Regions from separate parts of the Homo sapiens genome. Here region 1 is linked to region 2. Evidence: chromatin loops called from intact Hi-C (ENCODE). Cell type or tissue: endothelial cell of umbilical vein. All regions are shown on one strand. Links, peaks and the distances in the headings refer to the core of each region. The heading gives the core; the rest is flanking DNA. Region 1 has its middle 24 kb from the start of EDN1. Region 2 has its middle 100 kb from the start of EDN1.

The links. Hi-C counts contacts between places; a loop is a spot of excess contacts. Peaks named below come from ENCODE experiments on the same cell type or tissue, not always from the same donor. Only the 100,000 strongest peaks of a DNase experiment are listed, where the experiment ranks them.
Region 1: a loop joins it to region 2, with 3 times the contacts of the local background. A loop is called at or near these places in 3 of 110 quality-filtered maps.

The regions. Positions count from the first base shown.
Region 1 is chr6:12,313,084-12,316,001 of GRCh38, reverse strand. No RefSeq gene overlaps it. Among named protein-coding and RNA genes, the nearest start is that of EDN1, 24 kb to the right of the region's middle. In endothelial cell of umbilical vein, for the core only: no CTCF peak of the experiment used is centred there; DNase peaks (open chromatin) are centred at 1,771 and 1,931; H3K27ac peaks cover 1,759 bases.
Region 2 is chr6:12,392,090-12,395,007 of GRCh38, reverse strand. No RefSeq gene overlaps it. Among named protein-coding and RNA genes, the nearest start is that of EDN1, 100 kb to the right of the region's middle. In endothelial cell of umbilical vein, for the core only: no CTCF peak of the experiment used is centred there; DNase peaks (open chromatin) are centred at 627, 1,697 and 2,337; H3K27ac peaks cover 2,165 bases.

The DNA.
Region 1 (2,918 bases), core at 220-2,719, 79 kb after region 2:
AAATACATGAACGTGCCTATCACATAGGAAGAACGAATGGCCAGTAAGCTCAACACCGTAGATCATCAGGGAAATGCCAACTAATGCCACAGTGAAATGGCATTTCACACAAATCATCATAGCTGAAGTAAATAAACTGTGATAATACCAAATGTTGGACTAAGTAAAATAAAAATATTGACAATACCAAGCATGAAGCAATTCGATATCCCAGGCACTGCTGGTAAGAATATAAGAATGGTATAACCAGTTTGGAAAAATTTTGGAACTTTCATATAAAGTTAACCATAAACCTACTTATGGCCCCGCAATTCTACTCTCAGATATTTATGCAAGAGAAATGGAAAAAAAGAACATAAAAAAGACTTTTACAAGAGTGCTCACAGCACTCTTAGTAACAGCTCCAAATAGAAACAATTCCATTGTACTCATACAGGAGAATTGATAAATGTATTGTCATATATTTGTACAATGGAATATTACTCAGCAATAAAGTAGAACAAACTGCTGACAAAGGCAATAACATGAACAAATCTCAAAAACATTATGTTGAGCAAAATTAGCAAGACCTAAAAGAATATATACTGAGGTGCTACATTTTATAGAAGCAAAGCTAACTTATGGTGAAAGAAATCAGAACAGTGACTTCTCCTAGGCTCTAGTGGGGCTGGGGGTAGGGCAGGAGTGAGTGTGTGTGAGGGAACTGACTGGAAAAGGAAATGAGGGGTTTTCTGGGTGAAGGAGGTGTTTTCTATCTTGGTTTGGATGGGTATATATAATTGTAAAATCCATCAAATGGGATCACTGTCTAGGCATTTTATTGTATATAAATTATACCTCATTAAGATGATTAAAAATTTTAAAGAGACCCATAACTTATAAAACATCTTTAAAAACCCGAGGCAAAATCTCTGAAAACATTTACTGGAAGGGAACAAAATAAAAACATCCTGAAACTAATGGGCTGCAACACCTTTGCAATCTGACAAAAGGATGACTCTTCACATCTACCTCCTCCGTACTTCAGTACAAGCCTTTTTGGTGTTGCAACATTGTCCAAGTTAGGAGAAATGCTATGTTCCTCTGGCCCTGGGTCAGAGAGCGATGGGATTGACCAAAAGGAAGGACCAGTGGAATTGACCAAAGGAAAGCAAATGCTTAGCTTGGTCTTGATGTAAAGGGTCAACCAACACACACGTACTGCCAATTGACGCTCATTGACATGGTCAGTGTCAGACTTCTGGTGGAGAGAAAAATGCTACTTCTGTCCGTGCATTCCAAGAGTCAAATTCGCCAAGCTGCAGAAGGCAGTCAGCAACAACAAGGAATTGCTTGCACACAGGCCAGTCATTCCTGATGCTCTTTCTTTTCCTGGATATTTCTGTTGGTGGGCACGAGCAAGCAAAGGGAGCTTAGAGTGAAACCCAAGCATTAGTGAGAAATTAGAGTTGACAGATGAGTGTGGGAGGGTGGGGAAGGAGGGAGTGAGGACGGCATCTCCTTCCCCATGTCAAGCATATTTCTCACCCGTTACAATGCTCCTTGTTCTCTGATGTGTCCTTTCCCATAGAGGAAGTTATTTGTGAGAGAGGAGGAGAGGAGCTAGCTCATGGGAAAAAAATGTCTCTCGGGCTGTGAGCAGTGAATTGGCTTGTGCCCAAGTAATGTCCTCAAGGTGTGCCATGAGAGATGAAGTCACTTGGCTCATTTTACCAGCTTCAGGATGGCATTAAGACCTGACAAAGCCAGGCAACACGTACAAGGAAACTAACCTGAGGCAGGACCGTGGCACTGAAGGAGTCTCCCTGGATGCAGCAAAGGTGGAGACCTTGTCCAAGAAAAATGCTGGACGGGCCTTTACCCCAAAGAGGAAAGCTGGGTCATGGAACAAGGAAATGAATTACATCAAGTGAAAATGCACATCTGATGCCCAGTCCAGACCAAGGCATGTACGCTTCCAGAGGCACGCTAGCATGCTGGCACCCCTTCAAACTATTATTCTTTGCATATTTTGTTTGTTCAGCGTGTATCTAGTTAAAAAAAAAGAGAGAGAGAGAAGAAGAAGAAGAAATAAAAAAATGAAAGGGAAAAAATGCTTTTTGAGAGGAGGAAGGGGTAAGCTTTTTTGAAACATAACACATACGGGAAAGAGCATATATCTTGATGTGCAGCTTGGAGCATTCCTCCAAAGTGAACACGCCTATGTTCTCAGCACCCAGACCAAGAAACAGAAGACAGAAGTCCCCCAGGCTCTCCTCTGCCCACTACCACCCCACCCCCTAAAGGGAGCTGCTCTCTTGACTTCTAACATTGAAACTGTTTTTTTAATTCGTGAAGTTGTAAAGCTTTTTATGTTCACACTAAATCGCTAAATTTATCATTTTAATTTATTTGGAGCTCTTTCATTTCGTGGCTTATGTTGTTGCCCATAGCCAGAGGACAATTTGCACTCACATTCCTAAGTAGAGGTCAGTGACACGTATATATTGCAAGGCGGTGTTCCCTAGGTAGAGCACTTCATCTCGTCTTTTTTTATTTCAGCACGTCTGTTCCTGCTGACTTCGAATGATTGTCAAGTGGCTGGACTCAGATGTTAGCCGTCTGTCATTGCTGCTAATAACATATTCATGTACAAAAACAACAGAGGTAGGTTGATGCTGGGGAGGAGTGTTTTTTTTTTTTTTATACTGGAAGACATCATCTACTTTGGTCAAAGTAAAACAATTTTTATTTCCAGTAATGAAAGGAGTTGCATGTGGAAACCTGAGTTACCAGGCACCGTTTTTCTGATTTATTATAAGGATGTGTTAGCACCATTTCTTAGAAACTGATATTCCAGAGAGATGCCCAGTCTTTTATCAGATATATGTATTGCAAATATTTTCTTCAGTCTGTGACTTGACAAACCTCTTAGTACC
Region 2 (2,918 bases), core at 223-2,722:
TCAGAATGCAGCTCCAGGCTAATTTATTGACTCTGTTTTTTTTGTTTTGTTTTGTTTTGTTTTTTTGTTTGAGAGGGGGTCACTGGTTGCTAGGTGTCTGAGGATGGTGACATGGAGAATAATTTTTATGTACATGTATATACAATAGAAAATACCATTTAGGAGGAACAGCACTTGGTCTAACCCCTCAAAAACATAAAAATTTATCAAAACTCTCCTGGGATCAACCAAGGTGCTCTTACTTGTGATGGGAACAATGAACACTTTTAAAACAGATTTTATCAACTGTCATTCTAATACTCTTACGGGGACATAAAGGTATTTCTTAATAAGGGACATTTAACAGTACAATTCCTGCAAAACTGATTAAACCAAAAAATATTTCATTGTGTAGCATCTACAGTAAATCTTACCACCCTCTCTGCCCCTGCACAGCAAAAATAATCTATCCCTCCTCCCTGACAGAGCCTTAGAAAGGGAAAAGGAATTTGGTATTATCAATGTGCTGGTTTATCAGATATGAATTCATTTGTTTTTCTCAAAAAACAACTTATCAGCGTGAACAGAGCTGGCTGGCCCAAGTGTGAATTGTGCTCCAAATCCCCTTTCTGAGCTCCCCAGGGCTCAAGAATTTTTATCACCCAGTTTGTTTCCCCTGTTTGTGCTTTTTTAACCTCTTACCTATTGAGGTGACTTTCTGGGTCAGGATTCCTGTAAAGACACTAGGAATTAGCACTGCTGAAGGAAATATCCAGGTCCGGCTGCCTGATGGCCAGTCTGCCGGGTAGTATTTCAGCTCTGATGGGAGAACCCTGGACAGTTGGAAGTCAGATGAATTACCTGGAGATGGCCCCTCTTCATGCTGCCATTGTTTGTTTTCTCTATCTGGGCAGATTGGAAAATGTCCAATATGAAAGGCAGGGCTTGGGCCCAGCAGCCCTGTGCACTAAGTCAGCACACCAGGAGACAGAGAAAGGCTTCCTTCAGCCAAATCCCACTGCCTGCCTCACCTCACCTGGGAGGGCTTCTTCACATCCCACCATGGAGTGCCTTGGGGCTCATGAGCAGGGGACTCCTGGTCTCTGATGTCTGATATTGACTCATCTTGTCTGTGTTTTCAAGACATGCTCCCCTCTTGAAGCTTTTTGGCCACAGAATCACCTGTGGAATGTTGGATACCTATCTCCCTCACACAGATGTATGTGGGAAGGCTTAATTCAGAATGCCCCCCTTTTTTTTCTATCCCTTAAATAAAAAGCAAGCCAAAATAATTCAAATAAAAGAGACTGGAAGTACTCAGAAATCTCTCCAAAGGTAAAATGAATGATAAGTGTTGTCAATTGGGATTTCTAACTAGAAATATTGACAGAGAAGAATATAAGGCCTTCATTTTTTGTGTGTCTTTTGCTTTGGCTTCTATATATTACCCTAAATTGACATTTCTTTTAGTGTTTGTGAGACCTATATCCATACATACATGACACATCTTATGTGAGGGAGACCTGGAATTGAACCTGAGATAGGGTTGTCAGAAATTTTTGCAACTTACAGAAATTGTTTGTAGAATGGCACGGTATGGTTTGTAGTAAGAGTGTTGGTAAGGATCATAAAATTAGAAGGCTGCTGTTGTGTCTAAGGCTAGACTCATACTATCTAAGCAAGTTTGTTCAGCCTTTCTTATGAAAACTTCCCAAGGAAGTGACTCCATAACCTTCTGAATAAGGTCTTACAGCTGTATGGTGTCTGTGGAGAGCAGCTCAGCAAGGAAATCAAAGTCTAGGTCCCAACCAGCAAATCTGACAACTGTATGAGTCTGCACTCCTGGCTGAGGCAAGCATGAACCAGCTGTCAGGAGCCAGGTAGTCAAGGTAAAAGATCTGCAGCATATGGATTTAGCAGAGGTCAGAGCAAGGGAGAAACCAGGGATCCAAGGAGGTCAGTCATAGGTTATTGGGAAGACAGTTGTCTGAGGCCCAGGCACGGGAAATGCTGGAAAGCTAAGAAGAAATTCAGGTAAAACTACCTGCAAGTAGAAAATGATGCTGGAAACCTGATCCTTAGACAAGGGTCCATCACAAACCAAGGTTGCTTCTGTGGTCCTGGTTGTGGGCCTTCGATTAGGACAGGCAGGGAAGCATTTCACAATTGTCAGCCTGAACCAGTTGGAGCAGGAGCAGGAATCTAACTCTGAGCATTCTTACAAAGAGCAAACCTTACTGCAAAGAGGAAAACCACCTCGCCCCCGTAGGCCTTGCATGAGGACCTGCTCCTCGTTTTTTATTTCTCTAAGCTACCAAAGTCATTAACACCAAGTTATGCCTGCTTAGATTTTTCCAAGGTGGCTGCTGTCCAAGTGCATGACATCCTGCAGCTCCACGGAGCCTGGGAGACTGAGGAGCTCAACAGGGAAAGATTATCAAGCTCTCTTACAAAAGCAAAGCACCCCCCCCCACCACCCAAATTAAAATTCTGAATAGATTCGTTTGCTTGAAGTTCGTGTTTAAAGAAAGTTAAATTTCTAGTGAGGGCCAAGGTACCTCCTCTGCAAACATGGTAGAATTTAGTCTCCTCTTACTTGAAAGTTAAAAGACTGTGGTCATACAGTTATGAAGACGCATGTGTCTTCATGTGTATTTAAAATACCGTGATAGTACTCACCTCAGCAGCACATATACTAAAATACCATGATAATTCTTTACATTGCCAAAAATTAAATTGGTTACTTTTTGGCTCTTGCCATGCCATATATGGGGTAAAAATAATGAAATATCTCTGTATGTTTTCATTTTAACAGTTAAACTTTCATTTTCATTTTAAGTCACTAAAATATAAAGAAATCTTAATTATTTTCTATCATAGGTTCTGATTGAAGGAGAAACAATATTCATGTTCCATGTGTCAAGTATTAAGTAGTATGG